2 separate regions of the Homo sapiens genome follow, and region 1 is linked to region 2. A link is a loop called in an ENCODE intact Hi-C map of the cell type or tissue named here. Cell type or tissue: right lobe of liver. All regions are shown on one strand. Each heading gives the region's core, and the rest is flanking DNA. Links, peaks and the distances in the headings are about the cores only. Region 1 overlaps PACSIN2 (protein kinase C and casein kinase substrate in neurons 2). Region 2 holds the start of LOC101927393 (a long non-coding RNA gene).

What was found. Peaks named below come from ENCODE experiments on the same cell type or tissue, not always from the same donor. Only the 100,000 strongest peaks of a DNase experiment are listed, where the experiment ranks them.
Region 1: it touches region 2 in a loop (2.6-fold over the local background); 2 of 110 quality-filtered maps call a loop at or near these places.

Annotation. Positions count from the first base shown.
Region 1 is chr22:42,982,738-42,998,373 of GRCh38, reverse strand. The region is part of intron 1 of PACSIN2 (protein kinase C and casein kinase substrate in neurons 2); the gene reads left to right. Among named protein-coding and RNA genes, the nearest start is that of PACSIN2, 25 kb to the left of the region's middle. RefSeq lists a silencer at 5,224-5,344 and enhancers at 11,995-12,513, 12,514-13,031. In right lobe of liver, for the core only: a CTCF peak has its summit at 8,169 (motif pointing left); no DNase peak of the experiment used is centred there; H3K4me3 peaks cover 920 bases; H3K27ac peaks cover 972 bases.
Region 2 is chr22:42,857,307-42,872,466 of GRCh38, reverse strand. PACSIN2 (protein kinase C and casein kinase substrate in neurons 2) reads left to right here. Exons shown (of 11, transcript NM_001184970.3): 11 at 998-2,694. The coding sequence ends at 1,110. LOC101927393 (a long non-coding RNA gene) reads right to left here and starts at 1,053. Exons shown (of 3, transcript XR_001755575.2): 1 at 964-1,053; 2 at 382-482. RefSeq lists a silencer at 14,919-15,160. In right lobe of liver, for the core only: a CTCF peak has its summit at 4,551 (motif pointing left); DNase peaks (open chromatin) are centred at 3,354 and 4,526; H3K27ac peaks cover 1,492 bases.

The DNA of each region.
Region 1 (15,636 bases), core at 3,828-11,827, 120 kb before region 2:
GTGGCTGGGTTGAGTTATAAACTGGAAGCAAGGTTGGGAGCCCAGAATCCAAACCAGGTTCAGACTGGGAGAATATCTGAAATCCCTGCAGCAGCAAAGAAGGTTCCTATATTCACGGTCCCTGAAGGAATTTTGCTGGGTCCCCAGGTTCTCTGGGAGCATTGATGTGTCTCACTCTCATGGTACCAAAGACTTTCTGTTTTTATTCATCAACTTCCTGTATTTCCTTCTGCTCCCTCCTTAACCTGGGGTTGGCTCTAGTTTCAAAGTTAATTCTCAAATCCAAACCTCAGACTTAAAGGCTGGTAACTGCCCTTGGATATGTTTGGGGCTGGCTCCTGAGAAACCTCTTTTCCAGGAAAGCTCTGGCCTGTTAGATTTTGCTCTGTAATTTTACTGCCTTGCTCACCTAACGGTGGTCACTGGTGTTCTGAGACACGTGGGTGGAACTCAGCAATGTTTCTTCACTTGTATTTTTGTTTGTTTGTTTTTTGAGACAGAGTCTTGCCCTGTCGCCCAGGCTGGGGTGCAGTGGTGTGATCTCAGCTCACTGCATCCTCCACCTCACGGGTTCAGATGATTCTCCTGCCTCACTCTGCCTCCCGAGTGAAGTAATAGCTGGGACCACAGGCATGCGCCACCATGCCTGGCTAATTTTTGTTGACCTGTATTTGGATCTTATATTTACATGAGAATTTCATGCAAATAGATTCTTTCCCCCTAGAAATGGACTCAGACATTTTTGCATGCAATTCAATGTATTCATAAATCCCCATTCATTTTTATTTATTTATTTATTATTTATTGTTTTTTTTTTTGAGACGGAGTCTCGCTGTCGCCCAGGCTGGAGTGCAGTGGCGCCATCTCAGCTCACTGCAACCTCTGCCTCCCGGGTTCAAGCGATTCTCCTGCCTCAGCCTCCCAGGTAGCTGGGACTACAGGCGCCTGCCACCACGCCTGGCTAATTTTTTCTATTTTTAGTAGAGACAGGGTTTTACCATGTTAGCCAGGATGGTCTCAATCTCCTGACCTTGTGATCTGCCCGCCTCTGCCTCCCAAAGTCCTGGGATAACAGGCGTGAGCCACTGTGCCTGGCCAAATCCCCATTTATGTATTCAGCAAATTTTTGAACGCCTGCCATGTGCTAGGCACGGTTCTAGGCACTGGAGTTACAACAGGAACAACGTAGTCCATGATCTTACATTCTGGTCAGAGGAGGCAGAGCGTGATTAAACACCCCCAGCCTGGTGTGGAGGGAAGGCCAGCCTCAGTGGGCGGGAGGGTCCAAGCCTCATCCCCTCCTGCCAGGGCTCTGCTTGTTGCCAAACCTCCCAGCCCCCTTCTAGCCTTCACTTCCCTGAACTGGTTTCTGACTTCACAATCGTTATCAGAATTATTTTTAAAAAATTTAATGTTTATTGAGGCTCATTTTGTGCCAGGTGTCCTATTTTTCCTTGCGTGATTACACTTATTCTCATGACAACTTTGTTTTGCAAGTGAGAAAGCTGGGCCTAGGCCTCATACCTAGGAAATGTGATGTGTGGTTTTGATCAGCATGCAGCTTGAGGCTGTAGAACTCAGTAAGCCAGGCCTGAGGACACCATCAGAAATACCAACAAAAAATTCAGTGTGTCCATTTTGGCCTGGACCGTCTCTATTCTCTGCTTTTTTTCCCCCTGATTGAGACAGGGCCTCACTCTGTCACCCAGGCTGGAGTGTAGTGGTGTGATTGTGGCCCACTGCAGCCTCCAACTCCAGGGCTTAATGATCCTCTCACCTCACCCTCCCAAATTACAAGTGTGTACCATCATACCTGGCCAATTTTTTTTTTTTTTTTTTTTTGCGGCAGAGTCTTGCTCTGTCACCCAGGCTGGAGTGCAGTGGCTCGATCTTGGCTCACTGCAACCTTTGCTGCCTGGGTTCAGGCGATTCTCCTGCCTCAGCCTTCCCAGTAGCTGGGATTACGGGCGTGTGCCACCATGCCCAGCTAATTTTTGTATTTTTAGTAGTGATGGGGTTTCAGCATCTTGGCCAGGCTGGTCTTGAATTCCTGACCTTGTGATCCACCCATCTTGGCCTCCCAAAGTGCTAGGATTACAGGCGTGAGCCACCGCGTCCAGTGTCATACCTGGCTAATTTTATTATTTTTTTTTTGAGACGGAGTCTCGCTCTGTCGCCCAGCCTGGAGTGCAGTGGTGCAATCTCGGCTCATTGCAAGCTCCGCTTCCCAGGTTCAAGCCATTCTCCTACCTCAGCCTCCCAAGTAGCTGGGACTACAGGCGCCCACCACCACGCCCAGCTAATTTTTTGTATTTTTAGTAGAAATGAGGTTTCACCGTGTTAGCCAGGATGGTCTTGATCTCCTGACCTTGTGATCCGCCCACTTCGGCCTCCCAAAGTGCTGGGATTACAGACGTGAGCCACCACGCCCAGCCAATACCTGGCTAATTTTTAAATTTTTCTGGAGACTGGGGAAGGGGGCAGGTCTCACTGTGTTGCCCAGGCTGGTCTTGAACTCCTGGCTTCAAGTGATCCTCCTGTCCCGGCTTCCCAGAGCGCTGGGATTACAGGTGTGGGTCACTGTGCCTGGCCACTGTTTCTTTTAACAATCAAATTGCCTTTCTCAAGGAGGAAAACATGGGTGGAATGTGCTTTAAGGCCTCTGTCTGGTGGACATTATAGGCACTTGAAGTTACCAAATCTGTATATTTACTGTTGGCAAAATTGCATGATCCCATCCTTATTTCCAAATAATTGCCGCGTGAATGACATTGGAAATGCACATTTAGTTCTTGACTGAGTAGTTGTATACACACTCTGGTTTTTCCACACCAGACACTTGCTCTCTTGCTGTGACTTTTAAGGTCCTGCCCAATGGACAGAGTAACTTCCTGAAAAGTTGCTTTAAAAACCTTGTCTCCTCAGTGGACGGAGGGTGCAATGAAACAACATTTGTCATCCTGACTCAGTCCCAACCAAGCAGAACCTTTATTGTGACTGGAGGTTTGCAAGCTGCCGTCCTCCTGGCACCAAAAGCAGCCTGTTCTTTAAATATTTGCATTGAATAACTTTGTAGCTCTGCTTCCTTCTAAGGCTTGCCACACTTCATGTCAGAAGCAGAGCTCCTCCTCTGGAGTTATTGTGAAACATGACTGAATGCCAGGGTGCAGTTTCTCTGCAGTCAGCTCACTTTATAGAGGAAGAACTCGGCTGCTTCAGCTCAATGTGAGTTAAACGTTGCAGTGTCCAGTCTTGCTTCCTGGCAGTTGGGGCCCGGAGCAGCCCCGAGGCGGGGAGGGGGGACATTGTCCCCTTTGACTATGTGATTGTTGGAAGCAGGGTCCTGAGAGGGAGTCCAGGAGGCAGCCTAAATGGAATTTCCAGTCTAAACGGGCAAGGCACAGTTGCGGGAGTCCTGGTGTAAAGTCCAGTGAGACAGAGACTGGGGCTTGGGGTGGGATGGGGATTGCTGACAAGAGAGAAGGATCTCTGGGCCAGGGAAGAGGCAGCTGCATTCGCTGGCTGCGAGGCTGTGGCTCTAGGTGTGGATATGCTAGGGTGCTCCCCGCAGCCCCCAGACCTTTCATATGTCAGCATTCCCGTAGGTGGGGCATGTGGGACCCCTGCCCGGGGCCCTTTTTCCAGTGTGACTGTCCCTATAGGGTGAGGAATCTGAGGTATCAAGAAGTGGTATCTCCCTAAAACTTGTGCCTCTCCCTTTAGGCCATGCACAGGGACAGAGACCCTGGAATTCCCTGCCCCAGTAACCCCCAGACCCCTTACATGGCCTGCATGGGCCGCCTCCCTGGCGTGTCCTGCTGAGGGTAGGCTGTGCACTGTGTGCACGTGCCTCCAGCCAAAGGTGGCTGAATGGTGGCCATGGGCAGGGTATGTGTGGACAGAGCTTGGGTGTGCAGGCTGGGGTGTCCCCATAAGCACGCCCGAGGGTCTTTGTGGCGCAGGACACGGCTCTGGATTCATGTGTGTGCCTGGTTTCTTGAATGGTAAAGTTCATGCTTATTTTCTGGGTGTGTTTGGGGTTGTCCCTCCCTATCTGACACATGGGGCTTGGGACCATGCCTGGAGCCCCAGTTGCATGGGGAGGTGGGGTTAAGAGCAGGCCTGTCCCCCTGCTCAGCCCTTCTTACCACCAAACCAGCCACACTTGAGCAGGAGCGCACTGCACTGTCATTTTACCCAAAGTTTCCCTCTAGGGCTTTGCTGATGACATCTCTTGGCTTTTGTTAGCATTCTGGCGCAATATCAGAAGGATTCCAGTCTACATCGTGGTCTTCTTGAGAGCTCATATTTGATTTCGGCTTTAGCTCACTGGACTTTAGCCTGGAGGAATCCCACTGAAGAGTTTTTAATGTTGACTTATGGAACTTGTCCCAGCAGCAAACCACAGATACTGTGGCTTGGGGGTGAGCAGCTCTTGTGGAAACAAGGCACTTCCCTTCTTCAGCTGCATAGGAGTGCTTCAGGAACCTTTTGGGCCACATTCTTCTTGTGATTTCTTGACTTGTGGGAGGGCAGGGAAGTGATGTCTGGGTCCCACAGCGCACATGGCTGTCCCTGGTGCCGCCCTTCCAGGAGGAACTGCCAGGTCGGATGTGGAGATGAACCCGGAGAGTGTCCTTCGGCTCTGGTCGGCCTTCAGGGGCATTCCTGCCAGTCTCAGAAGATGACAGTCTGCAATCGTGTTATCATCAACGTGGAAAAAATAAGGGCAATGCAGTTTTCATGTGTGTAAGGTTAGCAGCTGCCCTTTCTTGGGAAGGGCTCTTTCTGTATAAAATTTTGACCATTGTATCTTTTACATTTTAAAATGTCCTATCTTTCCATGTTGATGAAAAGAGCTGGTAGTTTCTAAAGGATATTCTTACTTGGCAAAATAAGAAGTAAGCAGTCTTATGTTATTCTGCCTTCAAATTTGAAACAGTTTTATTGAGTTATAATGAACAGGCGATAAGTTTTGGCATATGAATACACTGTTAAGCCATCATTGCAAAGAAGATAGTGAGAAGTCCACCCTCTGAGGGTTCCTCTTGCCACTTGGGGTCCCTCTGCCCCCACTTCTTCCAGGCCACCACTGCTCTACTCTTTGCCACTGTAGAATCATTTGCATTTTCTAAAATTTTATGTAAATGGAATCATACAGTATGTATTCTATGTATTCTTCTTCTTCCTTTTTTTTTTTTGAGATGGAGTCTTGTTCTGTTGCTAGGCTGGAGTGCAGTGGTGCAATCTCGACTCACTGCAACCTCCGCCTCCCGGGTTGAAGTGATTCTCCTGCTTCCCAGCTCCCAGCTCCCGAGTAGCTGGGACTATAAGTGCATGCTGCCATGCCCGGCCAATTTTTTTGTATTTTTAGTAGAGACGGGGCTTCACTGTGTTGCCCAGGCTGGTCTCAAACTCCTGAGCTCGGGCAATCTGCCCGCCTCAGCCTCCCAGAGTGCTAGGATTACAGGTGTGAGCCACCACTTCCGGCCAGTATATATTCTTTTTACAGTATGTGTTATTTTTAGTCTGGCTTCTTTCACTCAGTAAAATTACTTTGAGATTGTTGTAGCATTTATCAGTTAGTTTCATTTTTTAAAAAATCCAATGCATGGGCATGCTACAATTTGTTCATTCACCTATTGACAGACGTTTGGGCTGTTTCCACTTGGTGTAATCACAAATGAAGATGCTATGTCGTGAAAAGATGTTACAGAAAAATAAGGTGCTATTAACATTTGTGTGCCAGTCTCTGTGGGGACATCTGCTTTCTTTTTATCAAAAATTTAATGGAGACAGAGTCTCCCTATGTTGCCAAGACTGATCTTGAACTCCTGGGCTCAAATGATCCTCCTGCCTCAGTCTTCTAAAGTGTTGGGATTACAGGTGTGAACCACTGCACTTGGCCAACATCTGCTTCCACTTCCCTGGGGTAAATACCTAGAGTGGAATGGCTAGGTGCTTTGGTGGTTTAGGTGGTTAGGCTAGGTTTGGTGGCTAGGGTACGTTTAACATGTCCAGACACTGCCAAACTTTTCCAAAGTGCTTTGCGCGCATCACCAGCACTGGGTTCTAGTTCCCCCACATCCTCACCAACACTTGGTACATGTAGTCTTTTTAATTTTTGCCATTCTGGTAGGTTTAATTTGCATTTCCCTAGTGATTATCTCTTTAAATCACTTGCCTGTTGAAAAAGCTGAGTTGTTTTATTAACTTAGTTTTGAAATTTTTAAAATATATTTTGGATACAATTCCTTGATCAATTACATAATTTGAAAATATTGACTCCCTGTCTGAGGCTGTCTTTTCATTCTTTTAACAGTATCTTTTGAAGAACAGAAGTTTTAAACATTTGCTGAAGTCAATTTGTTCTTTTACGGCTTGTGCTTTTTTGGTTGGTGTCACAGCTAAAATCTTTGCCTAATCCCAGGTCACAAATGTTTTCTCATGTCTCGTCTAGAAATGTTATAGTTTTATGTTTTACATTTAGGCCTGTGATCCATTTTGAACTTTTAAAATGTGTTGCGGTGTGTGAATTGAAGGTTTTTTTTTTTTTTTTTTGTCTGTGGATAGCCAGTTGTTTCAGTACCATTTGTTGAAAAGTCCCCAAAATTTTGGGGGAAAATTTCTAATTGGTGAAACCCAGAGGTCTGGGAATTGTGGTTCTGAGCCCTTGGATCTCTTCATGACTGTTTACTGTTCTCAGCTTCGTATGGCATGGCTTTCTCTTTATCGCACCTGGGAGTTCCCAGCTCCTGACAGCAGGAGCTCTATCATTGGATAGGGCTGGGAAAGGGACTGGGCGATGCCCGCTGGATTCCCGCACAGTCTCTCTCCTTCTTCTCTGGGCCATACAGAGGCTTCTGGTTGGTGGGTTCTGGGCAGTGTCTCATTTCCAGAGGTGACTAGAGGCTTGCCAGGACAGAGAGGTGGAGGGAGAAGAAGCCTTCTGTGCCTGGATGGGTGGGGTGGGGCTCAGGCTGAGAAAGGTGGGAGGGGCTGTTCCCCATTCTGCGAGGGCTGACAGCCTTGAGACCTGCAGCCAGCTGAGACCCAGGGAACTGGGCTCTGCTCTGAGCCACTGCTTGTCCTTGACCAGCTTTATGACTGGGGTGGATGGGGGTGGGAGGGGTTAACACAAGTTCATTCTTTTCCCTTCAGTCACAAAGTGGCTCTGAGCAGTCTCCAAGTCTATACCATTGTACAGCAGCTTCCTAGGAGGTGGTAAAGTCTCCATCTGCTTTTTGATCTGGGGGCAGTGTGTTCTGACTCATAAACTGCTGGTACTACTAGTCCTAGCACTAGGAGTTCCACCAGCACCTAAAAGTGATGGAGCTTTCTTCTGCTGTAAGCACTTTGTGTATAGAACCCGTTGAGTCCTCACAACAGCGTTGTGAGGTGGCTGCTGTCCATTTTACAGATGAGGAAACTGAGGCACAGAGAAGGTGACCATCTGGAAGAAGTCTTTGGGCTGTGCTTTTTGTTATTGAACATTGAAGGACAGATATGGTTTAGCATTTTTCATTAGCTCTTGAGCCAAATAGAGTGGTTTCCATGGCCCTCTTCCACATCTTCATGTTCTTATTGGCAACGGGGAGGGGTCGGACTGTCTGAGATTAAAATTCTTGAGTGGTTCTCTGTTGTTATCACAATAAAATCCAGACTTGTGGTCTGACCCCTGCTTACCCGTTGAGTCTCATCTCTTGCCACACTCCTGAACTTCTTGCATTTCTCCCATGCAAATCTTGTCTACTGCAAATGCCATTCTTCCCGTCTTTGCCTGCTGAACTCATCCTTCAAAACTTGGCTCTAATTTCACCTTCCCCTCCCTCCAGGTGTTTTGCCCCTGGGCCTGCAGAGTGGATGGTCCACCCCCGTCCCCATACTCCTCATGTATGGTATGACCGACCTGTTTGTCTTCTGTGGGGCTAGGAGCTGGGTAGGCGGAGGGCAGGGGACTGCATTTTGTATTGTAGTGTGCAGTTCTTAGCTCTGAAATGGCACATCATAGGCAAGCAGGCTCTGTGGGATGAACAATGCAGGCATGAGTGACATGAGGATCTGCAGTCCTAAGACTGATTCATTCTTTGGGAGGAGTATCCCTTCTTACCCAAAGCCAGTTGGTTTGTGGCCGTCTGTGATTGCAAGTGCCCAGGGCTGCCCTCATGTGGAAAGTCACGTTGACTGACTGCAGAAATTAGCTGTGTTTAAAAATCATTCTTTTTAAAAAAATCATTCATTTTTTAAACCTGTTTAAATGCTTGAACTGGCTTACATCTTACATATATACACACACATATATATACACACATATGTGTGTGTATATATATATATATACATATATATACATATGTGTGTATATATATGTGTGTGTATATATGTATATATAAATATATCTTCTTTTTTTAAACCTGTTTAAATGCTTGAACTGGCTTACATCTTACCTATATATACACACATATATATACATATATGTGTGTGTGTGTGTATATATATATATATATATTTTTTTTTCCCCCTCCAAGAGAATGAGTTTTCTTTTCTTTTTTTTTTCTTTCTTGTTTTGTTTTTTTGAGACAGAGTCTCACTGTGTCGCCCAGGCTGGAATGCGGTGGCGCGATCTCAGCTCACTGCTGCAATCTCTGCCTCCCAGGTTCAAATGATTCTCCTACCTCAGCCTCCCAAGTAGCTGGGACTACAGGCACCCACCACCATGCCCAGCTAATTTTTTTTGTATTTTTAGTAGAGACGGGGTTTCACTGTGTTGGCCAGGCTGGTCTTGAACTCGTGACCTCGTGATCCACCCGCCTCGGCCTCCCAAGGTGCTGGGATTACAGGTGTGAACCACCACACCTGGCCTTTTTTTTTTTTGAGGGGGATGGAGTTTCACTCTTATTGCCCAGGCTGGAGTGCAATCGTGTGATCTCGGCTCACTGCAACCTCCACCTCCCAGGTTCAAGCGATTCTCCTGCCTCAGCCTCCTTAGTAGCTGGGATTACAGGCATCCACCACCACACCCAGCTAATTTTTTGTATTTTTAGTAGAGATGGGGTTTCATCATGTTGGCCAGGCTGGTCTTGACCTCCTGACCTCAGGTGATCCACCCACCTCGCCTCCCAAAGTGCTGGGTTAATAGGCGTGAGCCACTGCGCCCGGCCGAGAATTGAGTTTTCTATTGTATTAAGAAACGAACTAGACCAGGTGCAGTGGCTCATACCTGTAATCCCAGCACTTTGGGAGGTCAAGGCAGGAGGATTTCGTGAGCCTAGGAGTTTGAGACCAGCCTGGGCAACATAGTGAGACCCTGTGTCTACAGAAAATTTAAAACTAGCCAGGTGTCATGGTATGTGCCTGTGGTCCCAGCTATTCAGGAGGCTGAGGTGGGAGAGTTGCTTGAGCCTAGGAAGTCAAGGCTGCAGTGAGCCATGATTGCGCCACTGCACTCCAGTCTGGATGACAGACTCACTCCCAAAAACAAAAAAAAAAATTTCTTTGACCACCTTTCAGATCATGGATTTAAGTTTCTATATTTTTTCCCAAATGCATGTGATGTCATTGTAAATTTTATGGCAAGCTAAAAAAATAATTTGAGTTTTTGAAAATGTTTCTTTGGAATGTGTGGGCTGGGGCCAACATGAATTAGATTGGATCAAGTTTGGTATCCCTTCTTGAAAGAGAAGGAAGTTTGGAGAGCAATGTTAACTGAACTGCATTTGGTACAGAGAGCTATTTAGAAATGTTTTGCTACATTTCACTGAAATCTTCATACCTGTGGCTACATTATTTTCTTCCCGAGCTGCTGTAGTTAGGAGCAGTTATACTTTTGGCCAGTGGACCCTAAGCCTGGACTTCTACAGGTTGCTGAATTTGAACCAGATTTTCAGTTCATTGCATAATGTATTTTTTTCTTTAATTACTAGGACGCAGGATTAACTAATCTTGGGAAGTAGAAGGTTGAGTTGTACCTTGATGAAGATGAGTTCAAGCTCTATTTGGTTGTGGTCCTCTCCTGCTCTGGCCATGACGTGCCCCCCACCCCTCACTCACACATCCCACAGCTGTCTGTGTCCTCGTGGGCTTTGTAACTGTGAGGGTCCTAGCAGTGAATGTGAATGAAAAGTGTTCAGAGACTATCTTCTCCTTGTCTTTGGTGCCTGGGACAAACCTACATTTTCTAAATGGTTTTGCTTTTGTGTTCTCTGGAACAGGCATTTATGTATTTATTTATTTTGTTTTTGAGCCACAGTCTCGTTATGTTGCCCAGGCTGGGGTGCAGTGGTGCGATCTCGGCTCACAGCAACCTCCACCTCCCGAGTTCAAGTGATTCACCTCAGCCTCCCAAGTAGCTGGGACTACAGGGATGTGCCATCACACCTGGCTAATTTTTGTATCTTTAGTAGAGACGGGGTTTCACCATGTTGGCCAGGCTGGTCTTGAACTCCTGACCTCAAGTGATCTGCCCGCCTCAGCCTCCCAAAGTGCTGGGATTACAGACATAAACCACTACGTCCAGCCTGGAACAGGCATTTTAAAATGTGTTCTGGAGGTTTTATGGCTCATGCCTGTAATCCGAGCACTTTGGGAGGCGGAGGTGGGTAGATGATGAGGTCAGGAGATTGAGACCATCCTGGCTAACACAGTGATTAAACCCTGTCTCTACTAAAAATACAAAAAATTAGCCGGGTGTGGTGGTGCGCACCTGTAGTCCCAGCTACTTGGGACGCTGAGGCAGGAGAATCGCTTGAACCCGGGAGGCGGAGGTTGCAGTGAGCCGAGATTGCACCACTGCACTCCAGCCTGGGTGACAGAGTGAGACTCCTGTCTCAAAAAAAAAAAAAAAAAAGAATGAATGTGCCCGTCTTCTGAACATGGTGCCATGGGTGTGTGTGTGTGTGTGTGTGTGTGTGTGTGTGTGTGTGTGTGTTGCTCCTGGACTCAGGGTGGGGTGTCTCAAACCACATGCTGGGTGGCCAGTGAGGTCCCTCGGGCAGAGCCACCTGCGTGTAGGGGTGTCATCTTATCTAGGGGCTGGAGATGAAATTTTTATCTGTGGGAAGCTAAGCAGCCCATATAATAACAGTGATGATCAGTGTTGGGGTACCCAAGGTTAGTGCTGTTATCACTTTTTTACACATAAATGAAATGGAGGCTCAGAGAGATAGTTAAAATATTTGTTCAGGGACACATGGGTGGTAAGTGACAGAGTCAGGGTTTGAACCCAGGTCAGTCTTGGTGTTTTGTGTATAGATTCAGACACACCCCCCAGCAAGTCATCAAAAATGTCTTCTCATTGACTACACATCAAGGGTGGGTGGAGTGGACTCTACAGGCTGTCTGAGGGGTGTTAGTTAGGGAAGGCGTCAGTGGGAATGGAGTATCTATGTATGTGTGCGTGTAGGTATGTGTGATTTACATCCAATAAACTTTACTCAAGAAGGGGATCTTAGGGGCTTTATTATATAGGCAGTGGCTATCAAAGGCTTTTAAGCAGAAGAGAAAGGTGAGACCACATCTAGGTTTCGGGAAGGTTTTTTTAGAATGGGTAGAAAAGGATAGAGATTAGATCTAGAGAGACAAGTGTTGATGCAGTAGCTGCTGCCCCTTCTTAGGGTCTTTGCACGTGGGGTTCCCACTTCCTGGAATGTTCTTTGTCTTCAGGTCATAGCACAAAAGCCCCCTCTCAGTGGTCACTGATGTTGCTCTCTGCCCTGAAGTAGCCCTCTGCTGTGTCTGAAGTCATTGTGTTCCCATGTGGATTTTAGTGTGTATCTTCACCCCCCATTAGAGTGTCACTGTCATGCATGTGCACTCAGCAGCGTGCAGGGCCCCAAAAGGCCTCCGTGAACTGTGGAGGAATGAGCCCCTGAAGTGGCGGGTGGTGAGATCGAGCCTGTCTGCTGGTTGCCATGCTGGGAAGGGGTTGTGGAGGGAGAGGGGAACCAAGGTCATTTCTTTTAGGCGTTTGATTTCGTTTGGCCGGATGAATGCTGCCCTTGATTGATACTCACGAGTGTTTTCTTTGGGGGCCGCTGCGCTTTTCCAAACAGCCAGGGTGCTTACCAGACTCGCTGACCACACTGCAGCCCAGCGTCGTGGCTGACGCAGTGGCACGGTTTTGCTTAGCTTGAATTGCTTTTCCTTTTCTGTTGGTCAAGTTCTCTTTTGTTAGTGATCATTTACCTCTTTTAAATCTCCTAGCATAGTTCCTGGTCTTCCTTTTCTTGTTTTTCCCTTGCCTAATGCTTACTGTTTCTGTGTTAATTCTGGGGAAAGGGAAATCACCTTGAGGGTGCTTGGCTAAAACTACAGAGCAAGGGGATCGTTGTTTGGAAAGTCAAGCGTGAGCCTCCTGACCTGGGGCATTGGCCCAATCAAGAAGACCTCGATGTTTCTTTGTGTTGGGGGTGTGGGGTGAAGCCAAGTGGCCGGTGGCTCTATAGTGGCCCTGTAATGGACATCAGACCTGCAGTCAGCAAGGGGTGGGCAGGGTGGGCATGGGAGGGTGGAGAATCACTTCAGTTGGAGATGAGACTGTGGAGAACCTGGGTTTTGCTCAGTGATTCCTGCATGGGGAGGGGTTAGGCGTCTGGGAGACTTATCAGATTTCCAGGACATTTTCAGACCTTAGCCCTCCCTCTGAATATAATGTGGTGAAGAGGCAGACAGAAGGTTAAAAACCAGCTGGAGCTGGATGACATGTGAATGTGTCTGTGTGTGTGTCTGTTGGAGGGGCTGTTCTTTGTCCTGTTATCTTTATGTTTTGCAAATGTTTCAAAACCAGGTGGGTCCTTCTCAGGGGTTGGCCGAGCGAGGGCTGGAGGCAGTGTCTTCAGTTGCACCTAGGTGCTGTAAAGGTGACACTCCTGGACCTAGACCTGGGCCTGCATGTGGAGAGAAGTGAGGCCAGTGGGGGGCCACAACGGAGCCTTGGAGTGTGCCCATCTGCTGCCCTTGTGGGCAGAACGTGGAGCCCATCAGGAATGGCTTGTGGGAGACAGCCAGTCTCTGGGGTGAGCACCCCATCCAGAGAGGTGCACAGCTGATGGAGTCTCGCTCTGTCGCCAAAGCTGGAGTGCTGGAGTGCGGTGATGAGATCTCGGCTCACTGCAACCTCTGCCTCCTGGGTTTAAGCAGTTCTTCTGCCTCAGCCCCCAAGTAGCTGGGATTACAGGCATGTGCCGCCACTCCTGGCTGAGTTTTGTATTTTTAGCAGAGATGGGGTTTCGCATGTTGGCCAGGCTGGTCTTGAACCCCTGACCTCAAGTGATCCTCTCACCTTGGCCTCCCAAAGTGCTGAGATTACAGGCGTGAGCCACCACACCCAGCCCATACACACTTACTGATTTCATTTTTTATAGAAAGCAGCCAGCTTTCCTGACCTTTGGTTGCCAAACAGAACAAGCAAATCCACATATATCCATCTCTAGGGTTTAGTTTAGAATAAGAAAAACTAGGGGTGGGGCCTACTTTTGTTTTCCAACCTCTCCCCAGCTGCTTTTTTCAGGTAAGTAGTTGCCTCTTTTGGGGTCTCATTGTTACTAAGCTGGGTGTTGATGTGCTGAGAAGGAAGACCTGTGCTCTTAGTCTTGGGGATGTTTTCTGCCCTCCTTGTGTTAAGATAATCTTGTAAGTGTCAAAGGCCACAGCTCTGCAGCCTTTTGGCACAGGTGAGGTAAGAGAAATTTCATTTTCCTTTCCTTCTGGTTTACCCTGCTCCTTATTCCCAGATGCCCTGAAGCACCGATTAAAGGGAGTAGTTTTTGCACCAGGAACCTTTGCAGCAGGTGTTGTCAACCCGCTGGCCTGGGTCAGGGCAGTGCAGATCACAGTCCTGCTTTTCTCCTGGCCATGTGGGTTTTCACCTCATCTCCAGATCCAGTCTGGGGAGATGCAAGATGGGACCAGTGTTTTACTAGGTTCACATATCAACATCAGGGAAGCTTCAGGGAGGCCGAGGGCCTAGAGCATTTCTTCCGGGTGGGAAATTGAGAATTCTGAATTCTGTACTCATTATTAACTTTTCCTGGTCTTTAAACAAATTATATAGTTGTTTCTTTTCATTGAGGGCAGGAAGAATTTTATTTAAAAAGTGCTAAGTGCTAGGTAGTGGGTGGTAGCTCACACCTGTAATCCCAGCACTGTGGGAGGCTGGGACAGGCAGATTACTTGAGTTTGGGAGTTTGAGACCAGCCTGAGCAACATGGCGAAACTCCGTCTCTACAAAAAAACATAAAAATTAGCCAGATGTGGTGGTGCACACCTATGATCCCAGCTGCTCAGGAGGCTGAAGTGGGAGGATTGCTTGAGCCCAGGAGGTTGAGGCTGCAGTGAGCCAAGATTTCATCATTGCACTCCAGCCTTGGTGACAGAGCCAGACCCTGTCTCAAAAAAAAAAAAAAAAAAAAAAAAGTGCTAAGTGCTGTGCCCATAGCCTGTGCGTAGCTTCTTCAGCCCAGGTTTACACTAGTTTATTTCCTGACCTGACATGACATCTGATCAGTGGTCATTAAGTATCTGTCTCATGAGATGGAGACTGACCACCAGTCAGTTAACTGAAGAACAAAGACAAAGATTCTTAAAAAACAATACATAGTTTAGGGATGTAAAAAAAATGATAGGCATGATGGTGTGCTCCTATAGTCCCAGCTACTCAGGAGGCTGAGGTGGGAGGATGGCTTAAGCCCAGGAGTTCAAGACCAGCCTGGGCAACATAGCAAGACCCTATCTCTTAAAAACAAAAAATTGATATATTCTCATATGTCAATCTTTTATTGTCCTTTTCTTTTACTTTCAGTTTACTAATTAGAACTGCTGGTTATTTTTTTTGCATATGCCACACCAATAATTTATTGCCTTCAATATCTGTTTTTTTTTTTTTTTTTTTGAGATGGAGTCTCACTCTGTTGTCCAGGCTGGAGTGCAGTGGCACAATCTCGGCTCACTGCAACCTCCGCCTTCTGGGTTCAAGTGATCCTCCTGCCTCAGCCTCCCAAGTAGCTGGGATTAGAAGTGTGTGCCACCACACCCAGCCAGTTTCTTTTTTTTTTTTTTTTTTTTGAGATGGAGTCTCGCTCTGTTGCCTGGGCTGGAGTGCAGTGGCACATTGTCGACTCACTGCAGCCTCCACCTCCTGGATTTGAGCAGTTCTCTTGCCTCAGCCTCCTGAGTAGCTGAGACTACAGGTGTGCGTCACCACAGCCGGCTAATTTTTGTATTTTCAGTAGAGACGGGGTTTTACCATGTTGGCCAGGCTGGTCTCGAACTCGTGACTTCAGGTAATCCACCCGCCTCAGCTTCCCAAAGTGCTGGAATTACAGTTGTAAGCCACTGTGCCCGGCCTAATTTTTGTATTTTTAGTAGAGATGGGGTTTCACCATGTTGGCCACGCTGGTCTTGAACTCGTGACCTCAAGTGATCTGCCTGCCTAAGTCTCCCAAGTGCTGGGATTACAGGTGTGAGCCACTGCTCCTAGCCTTGTTGTTGTTTTTTTTTTTTTTTTTTTTTATTGATCATTCTTTGGTGTTTCTCGCAGAGGGGGATTTGGCAGGGTCATAGGACAATAGTGGAGGGAAGGTCAGCAGATAAACAAGTGAACAAAGGTCTCTGGTTTTCCTAGGCAGAGGACCCTGCAGCCTT
Region 2 (15,160 bases), core at 72-8,071:
AAGAGAGTTACAAAACTTCAAACTTAGCAATAAAGGCAAAACAGCACTGGGACTATTTCTTTCCCACCAATTGCTTGCTCCTGACGAGGTCCGAGCCAGCAGGCCCAACTGGCCTTCCCTGCAGTGAGTTACCAACCAGAAGCACACAGGCCCCTGCCCACCCCTGGGCTCTGAGCTGCTCTGCTTCCCTAACCTGGCAAATGCCAGACCTGGGGCCCTACCCTAGTGCCACCTCCCCCTCACCACCCTAGTCTGCCTCCTTGAGACCAGGATCCATCAGTTCCTCTCATCTCTGTATCTCCTCTTCTACCCAAGGCCTGGCCAGAAGTAGGAGGTCCTTCAGGTTGGAACAACCAAAGATAAATGGAACCACGTTAATACATTAGAGCCACAGGGAGATTCCAGAACAGCGCCAGGGGCTCCTTCTCAGGGTCTCAGGAAGGGTTGACACATGGCACCGTGCACAAGTCATCAGCCAGGTGCTGGGGATAAAATGACAGGTATGACTGTCAGACATGGTCCCTTCCCCTCGCAGCCTGGAAGTTGCAGAGGAGAGGGATTAGCAAAGGCAGAGAGACCCCAGAGACAGCTGCTGGGAGCAAGGCGGCCGGGGCCCTGGGGAGGGGACAGAAGAGGCCCAACGTGAGGGAGGGGCACAACCGAGGGACGATTCCTGCCACCTGGCCAGGGTGGTGAGGAAGGCACAGCCCTATGGAGCTGGATGCCGCAGTCTCAGTGGGAGCCACTGTGGCAGCTGAGAGCAGCTTGTTCCAAATTACTGTGTGAGACTGTCATCTCTAGGTCTGTCAGAGGCCCATGACCAAAGAGGCAACTTAAAATGCATGCATTTAGTAGAGAAATGACCAGGCCCTCGGCCTGCCCGCCACAGAATGCCTGGCCCTCCACCCTCTGTGGGCTCAAAGCTCGTGAATGCGGCTCTGTAGCCCACCGTCGGTGTCATACCTCTCATGGAGACGGCTCCCTCTTTGTCTTGCAGGGGATGAGCTGACCAAGATGGAGGACGAGGATGAGCAGGGCTGGTGCAAGGGACGCTTGGACAACGGGCAAGTTGGCCTATACCCGGCAAATTATGTGGAGGCGATCCAGTGATGAGTCGGGGACAGGCCAGCGGGGGGACGGAGGCGGCGGGCCCAGGAGCCTCAGCCAGCCACGTGGGCATCCACTCCTTTTCCTGCAAGAGATGATGGTTCCATTGCTCTTGGCTTCATGGTGTTCCTGGAAGGCAGATGAGCTGGTCATTTCGCCTGGGACTCGGCACCTTTCCGAGTGCAGCTGGAGGGATCTGAGCGCAGGAAGACGCAGAACAACAGAAATAGCCGCCCCTCCCCGCCCACTGTGCCTGTTGGCCTATCATAGATCTCTATGTTCTTGACTTTGTCTCTCCTTTCCGAGTCAATGGTGGGTTACACTGATCTTGTTCCACTGATTACTCTCTCTGACGAGTCCATCACCTGCAACTTAAATGAACAAGCTTACATCCCATTTTGAGTGAAGATTTTGAGGTTTTTAATTTAAAGGCTGTGTACAGTTATACTTTTTTATACACCTGTTCATTTCTACTTAAATTATGGCACAGATTGATGCGCACCAGTCTTGAGGAAACGATCTCCCTATTCCCTTACCCTGTTACTCAGCCACGCCGTGTGTAGGCTTAGCCTCAGGTGGCAGATGTTTGAGGAAAGGAATTATGCCAGGAAGGTGGGACCGGGTTATGGTCGGGTTTCTATTGGGAATGCTCTTTGTGCTTTTGGGCATCTGAATGGAAGCTTTACATAGAACCTTAGGTAGAACTCCCCCAAATCGCCATATTTAAAAATTATTTTCACTCTATTCTTGCTTAAAACTGTACTCTTTTGCAAATTAACAATTTTATCACTGATTCAGAGTTAAAAAGAAGACTAACTTTTCAAGCAAATGCATCTGTAAAGATGCTTTAGATTAGACTGTCATGTCTCAGTGTCTATCTGTATATATTATTTGATATTCAGAGAATCTAAAGCACTCGTCTACTGTTTTAATGAGATTTAACAGCTTTTAACAGTGAGTTTCGTTTGTAAACTGCTTGAAGTCTGTGGCATTCAGGCACACGTCTGGCTGGCCGGCTGGGTCTCCTCCCGGGCTCAGTGGGCCTGGGGCCTCTCTGACGTGGTGCCTGCTGGAGGGAGGCTCGTCGTCACCAGCTGACTGCTGGTCCGGCTTCTGACCGGCCTTTGTCCTGGCTCCGTAGCAGAACACTGTAAAAGTGCCCGCGTCTTTGCAGTAGTTGCAGATTTCAGTCGTCGTGTTACTTGTGCACAAACAGAAGCTGGGTCTTACCCGCAGCACGAGTGTCTCGGGCTGCCCGGAGTCGCCCGGGAGCAGGTGCTGCAGCCAGAGTTACGCGGGGGCCACGCGGGCCGGCGGGGGTGGGGGGAACGTGGGGGAACCTGTGTTTCACGTGACTCAGCAGTGCCCGCCGCCGTCACCAGCTATGCATTCACTCCGTTTCCAGTGAGCAGATGTCTTGCTTGGAAAGTGGACCTGTGTCTGTGTCTGTCCTGAGAACTTACCAGCAGAAATCCTCATTTCTGTGCTACGGATTTACCAAAAATTGTCAAGTCTTTTTCAGTTTAACAGTTCCTTTACATGTGTAGTATTTGAGGAAAAAAATCAATAAACAGTTGATCTCGTGCATATGGAAGTCCCTTCGCCATCATCTGTCTTCATGCCCACTTCACTTGGCGGGGGTGGCCTCCCTGGGGCTTACTAGCTTTGGAGCTGGGCAAGATCCAGGGCACAGGACCCCTGCCCAAAAGGCCACGGCCCACTGCCCCTGCCAAACTGGAGGTTGGGGATTTGAGGCACCTGAGCCCCTTGGGGTTCCCTTCTCCCCGAGACCTGCTGCTGTTTGACCTGGGCTTCCACATGGTGCGGGCATCGGCTGGCGCCTCTCTATTGCCCCAGCCCAAACAGCAGGACAAGACTGACATCACCCATAACTCTCCTATGAGCACATTTTCCTGAGCACCTACTGTGTGCTCTCCACTTTTTACTTACATTATCTGCGTCTCCAAACATCTCCACAGGGTATGGGCAAGTCTCCCCATTTCCATTCTACCGAGGAGGAAACAGAGGCTCCAAGAGCCAGCCAGGGTTTCTTGAGGAGTCTCAGCCAGCCCAAAGCACTGAGCGAAATCCCTGAGGAACCACCCCCTCCCTCGCTGGAGAAACTGAGGAGGGAGGAGGCTTGGACTGGCTTGAAGACAGGAGAGAAGCAAGACGTGAGGGCGGCTGTGGCCACGCTCACCGAGCCCTGGGAAGGCTGCCCAGAAAAGCACGCCAGCTGGGCATGGGGCCTCACAGAGCACCTGGGAGGAGCAAGGCAGGCAGCTGCCCCTGCAGTGTGGCTTTGTCCCAGCTCAGCAAGGGTATGGGACAGATCCTTGTCACGCAGCCTCCTTGTCTGAGGGGTGGCGGGTCCCCTGCTCCCAGCTTCTGAGGAGTTGGAGCCCTACAGCGCAGGGCGGACACCCGGCTCGGCCCACAGCCCCAGGCTGCAGAGAAACAGGCAGAACGGGGTTGGGAGGGAAGGTGGGGGGTCAGAAGCAGGCTCCTGGTGCCAGTGGCCTCAGTCACTGCCCAAACACCATGGCAAGACCACGGTCCCCGCTGAGCTGGATGAAGCAACCTCCACTCTGAGGCTGGATCACACGGCCCCCCCCGTGAGAGATCTGGCAGGGCCTCTAACTGCCCATCTTCCCTCTCCTGCCCTGCCCTCAGGGGCCAGCTTGGAAACTTCAGCTTGTCTCTAGGCCTCAGTTTCCCCAAGTAGAAGTGATACTTTTCCAGTTGGAGAGTTAGAGCAAGAAGAAAAGGTGGCCTGGGCAACATAGTGAGACCTTGTCTCTACAAAAAGTTTAAAAATTGGTCGAGTGTGGTGGTGCATGCATCTAGTCCCAACTACTTGGGAGACTGAGGCAGGAGGATTGCTTGAGCCCAGGAATTTGAGGCTGCAGTGAGCCATGATTGCACCACTGCACTCCAGCCTGGACGACAGAGCTCTCGAGACAGTCTCAAAAAAAGAAAAAGGCCGGGCACGGTCGCTCACACCTGTAATCCCAGCACTTTGGGAGGCCGAGGCGGGTGGATCACGAGGTCAGGAGATCGAGACAATCCTGGCTAACACGATGAAACCCCGTCTCTACTAAAAATACAAAAAATTAGCTGGGCGTGGTGCCTGGCACCTGTAGTCCCAGCTACTCAGGAGGCTGAGGCAGGAGAATGGCATGAACCCGGGAGGTGGAGCTTGCAGTGAGCCGAGATCGCGCCACTGCACTCCAGCCTGGGTGACAGAGCAAGACTCCATCTCAAAAAAAAAAAAAAAAAGAAAAACGCCACAGGCACTCAGGAGCTGGTCATTGTCACGATTATGAGTGACACCATAGGCAGGGGCCCAGGGTTCTCTGCTGTCCATGGCTGCCCTTCGCTCCTCCCACAGCCACCACCCTGGATCAGTGCTGCCACCAACTGTCCACACCTCTTCGGGTCCCCAAGGCCCCTGAGTTGACACTAGGGGGAGTGTTAGCCCCAGAGCCCTCTCCTGGGCCAAAGCTACCTGGAGCTCAGGACAGGGGTATTTCATCATCTCTCTCCATCCTTCCCACAACCCAGAAATGTCGGGAGGGTGAGCAAGTGCTGCCAAGTGACCGGAGTAGGGATCTGGCTTTGCTGCAGCCTGAGCTAAAACTGGGCCTTCGGAGGTCCCTGCAGATGGAGAACAGGGCTGACCTCTGCTCTGGGCTCTGATGCCAGATCCTGGTCCACTCAGAAGCATGTAGTGAAGGCCCGACTGGGCAGCCTGGGCTGTGTCAAGGCCTCAGGCACTGGATAGGCCTGGAGGGAACCCGCTCACAAGCCATCGGGATAGGGATGGGGGAGGTTGGGAAGGACTTGTGTGGACCACCTGACCAACCCCCTCATAGTTCATGGGGAAACAGGACAAGTGAGAGGAAGCAGTGACTTCGCCGTGGGCACAGACCATGTGGTTTGGGAAGCTGAGCAAGGCCTGACCCCTGAGTGGCCCAACCTGGTGAGGGATCAGCTGGCTCTCCTTATGTATCCATTGTGCAGTCATTCATTCACCATGCATCTATTGAGCACATACTGTGTGTGAGACTCAGCGGTGCCAGGACAAACATGAAGAGAAGCCAATCTTGCCCTTGGGAAACTCTGGTAGGCTCAGAGAAGGACCTGTGTTATTCTGACACCATGATGGGACAGCCAGAGACAAAGGGCCAGAGTTGTCTTCTGAGAATGTGTGTGCTGGGTTTCAGAAGTCTCAGGCCTCCCAACCCAGGCTCCAAGGCCTCAGAGATCAGAGCACTGCTCAGTCCTTGAGCCGTTCCCCAACTTCCTGTAGGAAGTGTCCCTGAGTCCCCACCTGGGCAGGAGGCTGGACCACAGACAAACGGAAAATGCCTGAGCTTCATTTGCTGAAAAGTAGGGATGACTGGCGGGCACAGTGGCTCATGCCTGTAATCCCAGCAGTTTGGGAGGCTGAGGCGGGTGGATCACCTGAGATCAGGAGTTCGAGACCAGCCTGGCCAACATGGTAAAACCCTGTTTCTACTAAAAATACAAAAAATTAGCCGGGCATGGTGGTGGGCACCTGTAATCACAGCTACTTGGGAGGCTGAGGCAGGAGAATCGTGTGAACCCGGGAGGCGGGGGTTACAGTAAGTCAAGATTGCACCACTGCACTCCAGTCTGGGAAATAAGAGCAAAACTCTGTCTCAAAACAATGACAACAAAAAAACAGGGGTGATGAAGTGAGGATAACTTAAGGGGTGCTCAGAAGCCAAAGACCCTGCCAGGTGGGCACCCCAGCCTGTGGGTGCCCTGTAAGCTTTCCTTCCCCCACCCCTTTTCACAGTCCAAGGTCTCCCCAGAGTGGTGGCTGTCCGCTCTGCTCCCCTCCCTTGTCCACCCTTCCTGAAGCCTCCTCTGAGGCAGGGAAGGTCTGCGCCCCTCCCCAGCCCTTCCACAGACACCTGTGGAAGACAAAGGCCACTCTCTGGGCCTCGGTTTTCCGAATAAATGGGCTGCATCTCTGTGGCCCCTGTGGTGGCAGCAAGCAGAGGGGCCCTCAGGCCAGGACGGAGTCAGCTCCAGGTGCCAGCCAGTGAAAAGAACCAGGGTCAGGATGGAGGTGGCTCCACCACACCTGGGAGGATGTGCCCAAACTGAGCTAAATCTGGCCTCGCCTGCAGTTGAGGTACGAGGCTCATTTCTGGCCAGGCATGACCACCACCAGGCACAGGGTCGGAGGAACCACAGTGCTCATCCTCCCTCTAGCCTGGGTATGTGGCACTAAACCAAAAAGAAAAAAGAAAACGCAACAAATCTGGGACTATCCTATGAAACCCAGATTATATTGTTCTAGGCATCTACAAATCCTTTGTGGAAAGGGCTAGGAAAGGAAGGAAGGAAGAAAGAAATGAACTAAATAAGTGATGTCACTCTTAGGGGAAAGGATACCAGCACCAACGGCCAGTGGACCAAAACTCAGACGCCAGAGGAATACTAGGTGCTAGACCTCCCGAAGGTTGCAGAAACCCAGAGCGCCTTAGGGTTAGGGTTAGGGTTAGGGTTAGGGTACGAGGACCTAAAAGACCCTGAGCTCAACAGCATTCGGATCACCAAGGCAGCCGCCTCAGGGCATGTGAACTACATACAGTCACTGGCCGCTTCTGGGCAAAGACAGCCAGGTGGCCCTGCCACTTTATGGTATTTTCCAATAGGAATCTTAATTATTTTTTCCTGATTGTAAAAGGAACAAAGGCTCAGATGAAAATTTGGAAATTTAGTAAAGGTATTCAGAAAAACATTAGTTATCTGTGATCCTGACTTCCAGAGGTTACATTGCTAACATTGGGGTGTATTTTTTTCTGGTATTTTTCCTAACATATATGCACATGTGCCATTTTCTTTTTTTCTTTTCTTTTCTTGAGGTGGAATTTCACTCTCGTTGCCCAAGGCTGGAGTGCAATGGCACAATCTCGGCTCCCTGTGCCCCCCACCTCTCAGGTTCAACAATTCTCCTGCCTCAGCCTCCCGAGTAGCTGGGATTACAGGTGTGAGCCACCACGCCCAGCCACATGTGCTGTTTTCTTGTCGTCATCATCATCATCAATGTGTGTATGTGTCTTACAAAATTGGGATCGTACTGTAAATATAGTTTCGTTCTCCTGCCATTTGATCATGAGCATTTTCTCATGTCCCTAAATATACTTCAATTAAAAATAAACACCAGACATAGTGGCTCATACGTGTAATGCCAGCACTTTGGGAGGCCGAGGTGGGAGGATCACTTGAGCCCAGGAGTTCTAATCCAGCTTGGGTAACACAGGGACACCCTGTCTCTACCAAAAATAAAAAAAAAATTAGCCAGGCATGGTAGCACACACCTGTAGTTCCAGCTACTCAGGAGGCTGAGGTGGGAGGATCACTATAGCCTGAGAGGTCAAGGCTGCCGTGAGCCATGATTGCACCACTGCACTCCCGCCTGGGAAACAGAGCAAGACCCTGTCTCAAAAAAAGAAGTGAAAGAAGTAGAGGAGGTGGAAGGAGCAACAGGAAAGGCTGGCACACTCAAGTGTAACTTTTATTGAAAAAAATCTGGCTGGGCATGGTGGGTCATACCTGTAATCCCAGCACTTTGGGAGGCCGAGGTGGGAGGATGAGGTCAGGAGTTGGAGACCAGCCTAGCCAACATGGTGAAACCCCGTCTCTACTAAAAATACAAAAATTAGCCAGGCATGGTGGCACACACCTGTAATCCCAGCTACTTGGGAGGCTGAGGCAGGAGAATTGCTTGAACCTGGGAGGTAGAGGTTGCAGTGAGCTGAGATCGTGCTACCACACTCCAGCCTGGGTGACAGAGCAAGACTCCATCTCAGAAAAAAAAAAGAAAAAAATCCACATGTAAGTGGACCCATGTAGTTCAAGCTCAAGTTGTTCATGCGTGAAGTGTACTGTTTAGTGGCCGAATGATACTCATGCTGTAAGTCCCATGTTGCTGAGCATTTGCTTTGTTTCCCATTTTTCTCAGTTCTTAAGGTATAATTTATGTATATACTTTTTTTGTTGTTGTTGAGATGGAGTCTCCCTCTGTTGCCCAGGCTGGAGTACAGTGATGCCATCTTGGCTCACTGCAACCTCTGCCTCCTGGGTTCAAGCGATTCTCCTGCCTCAGCCTCTTGAGTAGCTGGGACTACAGGCACCCACCACCATGCCCAGCTAATTTTTGTATTTTTAGTAGAGGGGGGTTTCACCATGTTGGTCAGACTGGTCTCGAACTCCTGACCTCATGATCCACCCACCTCAGCCTCCCAAAATGCTGGGATTACAAGCGTGAGCCACTGCGCCAGGCCAAAAACACTCCTTTTAGTGTACAGTTCTTGAAGTTTTGATGAATGTATACAGTTATGTAATGTACTAGTCCATTCTCATGCTGCCACAAAGAACTTGCTCAAGACTGGGTAATTTATAAAGGAAAAAGGTTTAATTGACTCACACATCTGCATGGCTGGGGAAGCCTCAGGAAACTTATAATCATAGCAGAAGGGGCAGCAAACACATCCTTCTTCACATGGCAGCAGGAAAGAGACATGCTGAGCAAAGGGGGGAAAACCCCTTATAAAACCATAAGAACTCATGAGAATTTACTCACTATCATGAGAACAGCATGGGGGTAACTGCCCCCATGATTCAGTTACCTCCCACCAGGTTCCTTTCCTGACACATGAGGATTATGGGAACTACAATTCAAGATGAGATTTGAGTGGGACACAGCCAAACCGTATCACATAACCATCACCACAATCAAGATATAGAACTCTTCCGTCACCTCCCCAACACGTGGATTTTTGTTGTCAACCCCTCCTTACACCCCCAGTCCCTAGAAACCACTTAGATGTTTTCTGTTTCTACCTTTTCCAGAATGCCATAAGAATGGAACCGTGCAATATGTAGCCTTGTCTTTTTTCACTTCCCATGACTCATCTGACATTCATCTGTGTGGTTTCATATGTCAGTATTTTGTTTCTTCTTCTTCCTTCTTCTTTCTTCTTCTTCTTTTTTTTTTTTTTTTTTTTTTGAAACGGAGTCTCGCTCTGTTGCCCAGGCTGGAGTGCAGTGGCGTGATCTTGGCTCACTGCAAGCTCCGCCTCCCGGGTTCATGCCATTCTCCTGCCTCAGCCTCCCGAGTAGCTGGGACTACAGGCGCCCGCCACCACACCCAGCTAATTTTTTGAATTTTTAGTACAGACGGGGTTTCACCGTGTTAGCCAGGATGGTCTCGATCTCCTGACCTCGTGATCCGCCCGCCTCGGCCTCCCAAAGTGCTGGGATTACAGGCGTGAGCCACCACGCCCGGCTTTTTTTTTTTTTTTTTTTGAGACAGGGTCTCCCTCTGTCACCCAGGGTGGAGTGCAGTGGTGCAATCTCTCCTCACTGCAACCTCTGCCTCCCGGGTTCATGCGATTCTCATGCCTCAGCTACGTGAGTAGCTGAAATTACAGCCACACGCCACCACCCCCGGCTAATTTTTGTATTTTTAGTAGAGACGGGGTTCTCCCATGATGGCCAGGCTGGTCTCAAACTCCTGGCTTCAAGTGATTTGCCCACTTTGGTCTCCCAAAGTGCTGGGATTCCAGGTGCAAGCCACTATGCCTGGCCTTCTTTTTTTTTATTTATTTTTATTTTTTTACTGACAGTGTCTCGTTCTGTCACCCAGGCTGGAGTGCAGTGATGCAATCATAGCTCACTGCAGCCTTGAACTCCTGAGCTCAAGTGATCCTCCTGCTTCAGCCTCCTGATTAGCTGGGACTACAGGCACGTGCCATCATGCCCCGCTAATTTTTCAATTTTTTGTAGAAGTGGGATCTTGCTATGTGGCCCAGGGTGGTCTCAAACTCCTGGCCAAAAGCCATCCTTCTGCCTCAGCCTCCCAAAGTGCTGAGATTACAGGCATGAGCCACCACACCTGGCCCCAGTAAGTTCATTTCAAATGTATCTGGCCTATACAGAAAGAATATGTCAAAGAGATAGCATTCACTTGTTTTCGCTTGGCACTAAGCAAAGTCCACAGGTGTTGTCTTCCAGGGGCAAGGGACAGGATCTGTGCGTATTCTCACTTGTGATTCATCATATGACTATGTAGCCATGTCTGGTTTCTCTTTAGGGTGGGATTTGGCTTTCAGCAAGCTCCTATTAAACAGTAAATGAACTAAATAAACACAATGCTGCTTCATTTGGCCATAGCTATGCCAGGATCTCTTCATGAAAGACGAACAGCAAAGAGAATTAGAATGCAAATACTCTACAAGACGGACAATACTGGGCTGGGTGGTGGCTCACCCCTGTAATCCCAGCACAGTGGGAGGCCGAGGCAGGCGGATCACTTGAGGTCAGGAGTTCGAGACCAGCCTGGGCAACATGGTGAAACCCCATCTCTACTAAAAATAGGAAAATCAGCTGGGTGTGGTGGCGGGTGCCTGTTAATCCCAGCTACTTGGGAGGCTGAGGCAGGAGCATTGCTTGAACCTGGGAAGCAGAGGTTGCAGTGAGTCAAGATCATACCACTGCACTGGGTGACAGAGCCAGACTCCGCCTCGAGAAAAAAAAAAAATGTGTAGCCCAGGATGCTCAAAGGGTGGGGCCTTCTCAACATTCCCACCATCCTCATGGCAAACCCCTGGATTGTAGAGGGATTCTGCTTCTCTTTCCCCTCCTTTTTTGCATTTGAATTTGGATTACTGGGTTTTATTTCTACCCCTCCCCTGGCAGCAACAGATCTTTGCCCATTCCCTGAGACAGAGAGAATTTACTGCTTTTGCTTTTTTTCTTTCTCTTTTCTTTCTTTTTTTTTTTTTTTTTTTTGTGACGAGTCTCCCTCTGTCGCTCAGGCTGGAGTGCACTGGCTTGATCCTGGCTCACTGCAGCCTTCCCCTCCCAGGTTCAAGCAATTCTCGTGCCTCAGTCCCCAAGTAGCTGGGACTACGGGTGTGCGCCACCACGCCGAGCTAATTTTGTATTTTTAGTAGAGACAGAGTTTCACCATGTTGGCCAGGCTGGTCTCAAATTCCTGACCTCAGATGATCTGCCCGCCTTGGCCTCCCAAAGTGCTGGGATTACAGCCATGAGCCACTGTGCCCAGCCTGCTTTTTTAGAAGAGAAGAGTCCAGAGGAAGCAGGTGGGGTCTGTGCCTGTTCCTGAGCAGCTGGATGCCCACCCCACAGAGAGGTCTCTCTCCGGGCTCTTTGCCAGTCCCCATCTTCCTTGTGAAGTACGGTTTCTGATGGAGGTTTATTAAAAAGGGCTTATGAATGAATGTGAACTCCCTTTGTATCTGAGGCCCCCAGCTAGTCCAAACTCACATGCCAACCTACACTTGGCCTTTAAGACTTCATTAAAATTATAGCCGATTTCCTGTTGCCAACTAGTTTGGCAGTAACCTCTTTCTCCTGCGCTCTGCCAAAGGTGAAGGGGTTCTTGTGTTCTGTCTTTGGAGAGGCTTCTGTTGTCTCTCTTTGGCGCTGAGGTTACTTGGTTGCCTTGCAACCTCAGCTTTCTGATGGGCTCAACAGAAGTTACAATTTGGTAGATTATCCAGCTTTTCTCATTATGATATTGGGAGGGAGAGCCTTTGTAGCTTTCTACATTCTAAGCCCATTCCACAAATCTTTATTGAATGCATACTATGTGCCAGGCATTATTCTAGGTGCTGGGGATAAAGTAGTAGAAAAAACAGGCTGAGCACAGTGGCTCACACCTGTAATCCCAGCACACTGGGAGGCCAAGGCGGGCGGATCACTTGAAGGAGTTTGACACCAGCCTGGCCAGCATGGTAAAACCCCATCTCTACTAAAAATACAAAAATTAGCCAGGCGTGGCGGCAGCTGCCTACAAACAGCTACTCGGGAGGCTGAGGCAGGATAATTGCTTGAATCCACGAGGCAGAGGTTGCAGTGAGCTGAGGTTGCGCCACTGCACTCCAGCCTGGGTGACAAAGCGAGACTCTGTCTCCAAAAAAAAAAAAAAAAAAGTAGAAAAATAGATCTGATTTCAAGAGATTTATATTCAATTGAGGAGAGGCAGATACAGATAGATAGAATATTATATATCATAATATTAGATGCCAATAAGTTCTATGAAAAACACTTAAGCAACTGACAGATAAGACAACCATAGTGTATTGGCCGGGTGCTGTGGCTCACGCCTGTAATCCCAGCTCTTTGGGAGGCTGAGGTGGGCAGACCACCTGAGGTCAGGAGTTCGAGACCAGCCTGGACAACATGGTGAAACTCCGTCTCTACTAAAAATATAAAAATTAGCCACGTGTGGTGGCATGCGCCTGTAATCCCAGCTACTCGGGAGGATGAGGCAGGAGAGTCGCTTGAACCTTGGGAGGCAGAGGTTGCAGTGAGCCGAGATCACGCCATGGCACTCCACCTGGATGACAAGAGTGAAACTCCATCTCAAAAAAAAAAAAAAAAAAAAAAATTAGCCAGGCATGGTTGCGGGCGCCTATAATCCCAGCTACTCAGGAGGCTGAGGCAGGAGACTCGGCTGAACCTGGGAGGCAGAGGTTGCAGTGCGTCAGGATCACACCACTGCACTCCGGCGAGACTCCTCAAAAGAAAAAGGAGAAAAAACATTTGATTTCAAGAAATATATATATATATATATATATATATATATATATATATTTTTTTTTTTTTTTTTTGAGACAGAGTCCCGCTCTGTCGCCTAGGCTGGAGTGCAGTGGTGTGATCTCGGCTCACTGCAACCTCTGCTTCCCAGATTCAAGCGATTCTCCTGCCTCAGCCTCTGAGTAGTTGGGATTACAGGTGCCCACCACCATGCCTGGCTAATTTTTGTATTTTTAGTAGAGATGGGGTTTCACCATGTTGGTCAGGCTGGTCTCGAACTCCTGACCTCATGATCCACCCACCTCAGCTTCCCAAAGTGCTGGGATTACAGGTGTGAGGCACCGCCCCCGGCCAGAAATATATATTTTTGTATTCAATTAGAGCCAGATAACATATAGATAGAATATTATATGTTATAGTATTAGATGCTAAGTTCTATGAAGAACACTTAAGCAACCATAGTGTATAAATGGTACCTCCTACCCCTTCCTCCCCTATTCGTGTAGATACTGTCTATAATTTACTGCTTTTGTTTCCCTCTCCTCAATCTCTATGGTGGAGAATGGGCTAGACTGCACTACTCTGATAATATAACTTAGTAAGATTTCAGCTCCAAGTAGTAAATGGGACCATCATTCCCATTCCCATCAGGAAGGATAAAACTGCTCATAAACATGCCCGGTATTCTGCATAAGGCCAAACTAGTACCCGGTGGACACAAAGCACAGGTGTTATACTTCGACTCAATACAGGAAGAACTTTTAAACCATCAGAGCTACCTGCAAAAGTAATGTACTTTTCTGGAAGATAATCAATTTCCCTTTCTTGGAAAAGTTGCAGCTTTGGGTTTATAAGTTACATTGTCTGCAAGCTCCCAACTGCCACCGAGGGTCTCCAAGCAGATAGGTGGAGTGTACATTTCCTGACTTCTAACAGTAGAAAGCCTCCACCAAAGGCTCTTCAGGATATCCCTAGGAAGCTGCTCACCTGTGCTACTCAGCACTGATTCTTTAATTTCTTTGTACAGATGAATAAACCATGGTTTATTTTATTTTACTTTTTGAGACAGGGTCTTGGTCTGTCGCCCATGCTGGAGTGCAGTGGTGCGATCTTGGCTCACTGCAGCCTCGACCTCCTGGACTAAAGCGATCCTCCCACCTCAGCCTCCCAAGTAGCTAGGACTACAGGCCCATGCCAGCATGCCCGGCTAATTTTTGCATTTTTTTATAGAGACGGGGTTTCACCATATTATCCAGTCTGGTCTTGAACTCCTGAGCTCAAGTGATCCTCCCGCCTCAGCCTCCCAAAGTGCTGGGATCACAGGCATGAGCCCCTGAGACTGCAAATAAACCATGCTTTAGAGAAGGTAAGTGTCTTGACCAAGGCCACAGAGCTAGGAAGCAGCTGGCTGAACTGGGATTGAGGCCAAGGTAGTGCCTTTGATGCCAAAACCTGCTGTCCTTCCTCACTATCACCCAACCTCTTTCCAGTGGCTCCACACCCATTGTGGTGACAGAGGCACCTTCTGCTGAGTGTAAACTCTTCTGGCTGGAATTGTTTCCCAGAGGGTAGGGTGCAGCCCCGAGGGCCGGGGTTAAAAGTCAAGCTTCTCATCTGGACTCATCAGTTCTGACTGAGCACTTCTGCCTCAACCCGCACTGCCATCTCTCCATGAACGTGACACAAAAGCCCTTGGTTTCAGAAAGCCAGTTTCCGGGCAAAGAAAGCTTTCCACCCAGGGCCTGGCGTGAGCTGAGGGCAAGAATTAAAAAGAGTCGGGCGCGGCGGCTCACGTCTGTAATCCCAGCAATTTGGAAGGCCGAAGTGGGTGGATCACCTGAAGTCAGGAGTTCGAGACCAGCCTGGGCAACATGGTGAAACCCTGGTCTCTACTAAAAATACAAAAATTAGCCGGGCGTGGTGATGTACGCCTGTAATCCCACCTACTCGGGAGGCTGAGGCAGGAGAATCGCTTGAACCAGGGAGGTTGCAAGGAGCCGCAATCGCGCCATTACACTCCAGCCTGGGGGACAGAGCGAGGCTCCGTCTCAAAAAAAAAAAAAAAAAAAGGGAAGGCCACCAGCTAAGGTCCGGCGTCAAGGCACGGGCCCTCCGTCCGTCTCGTGCCGAAGGAGGGCGCGTGCGCCCCTTCCCCTGCCTCTGACCTTTCCATGGAAGCAGCCCGTTAGGCGAAATGGCGATCGACCAGGCGAAACGTTGGTGGATCCTATGGCAGCGCGCGTGGCAGGCAGCCACACCCGGGCCCGGCTTCGCCCAGCGCTAAGGGCGTGGAGCCGCGCCGCAAATGGCGCGCGAGCCTCCTGCGCACGCGCGTGCAGCGCCTGGGGTCGGGCCAGCGGCGCGGCTGAAGCGAGGGCGGGGAGGGAAAGCGAGCGGCGCCTGCGCCCCGGCGGTGGACGGGCCCGGTCGTGGGCGGGGATTGGGG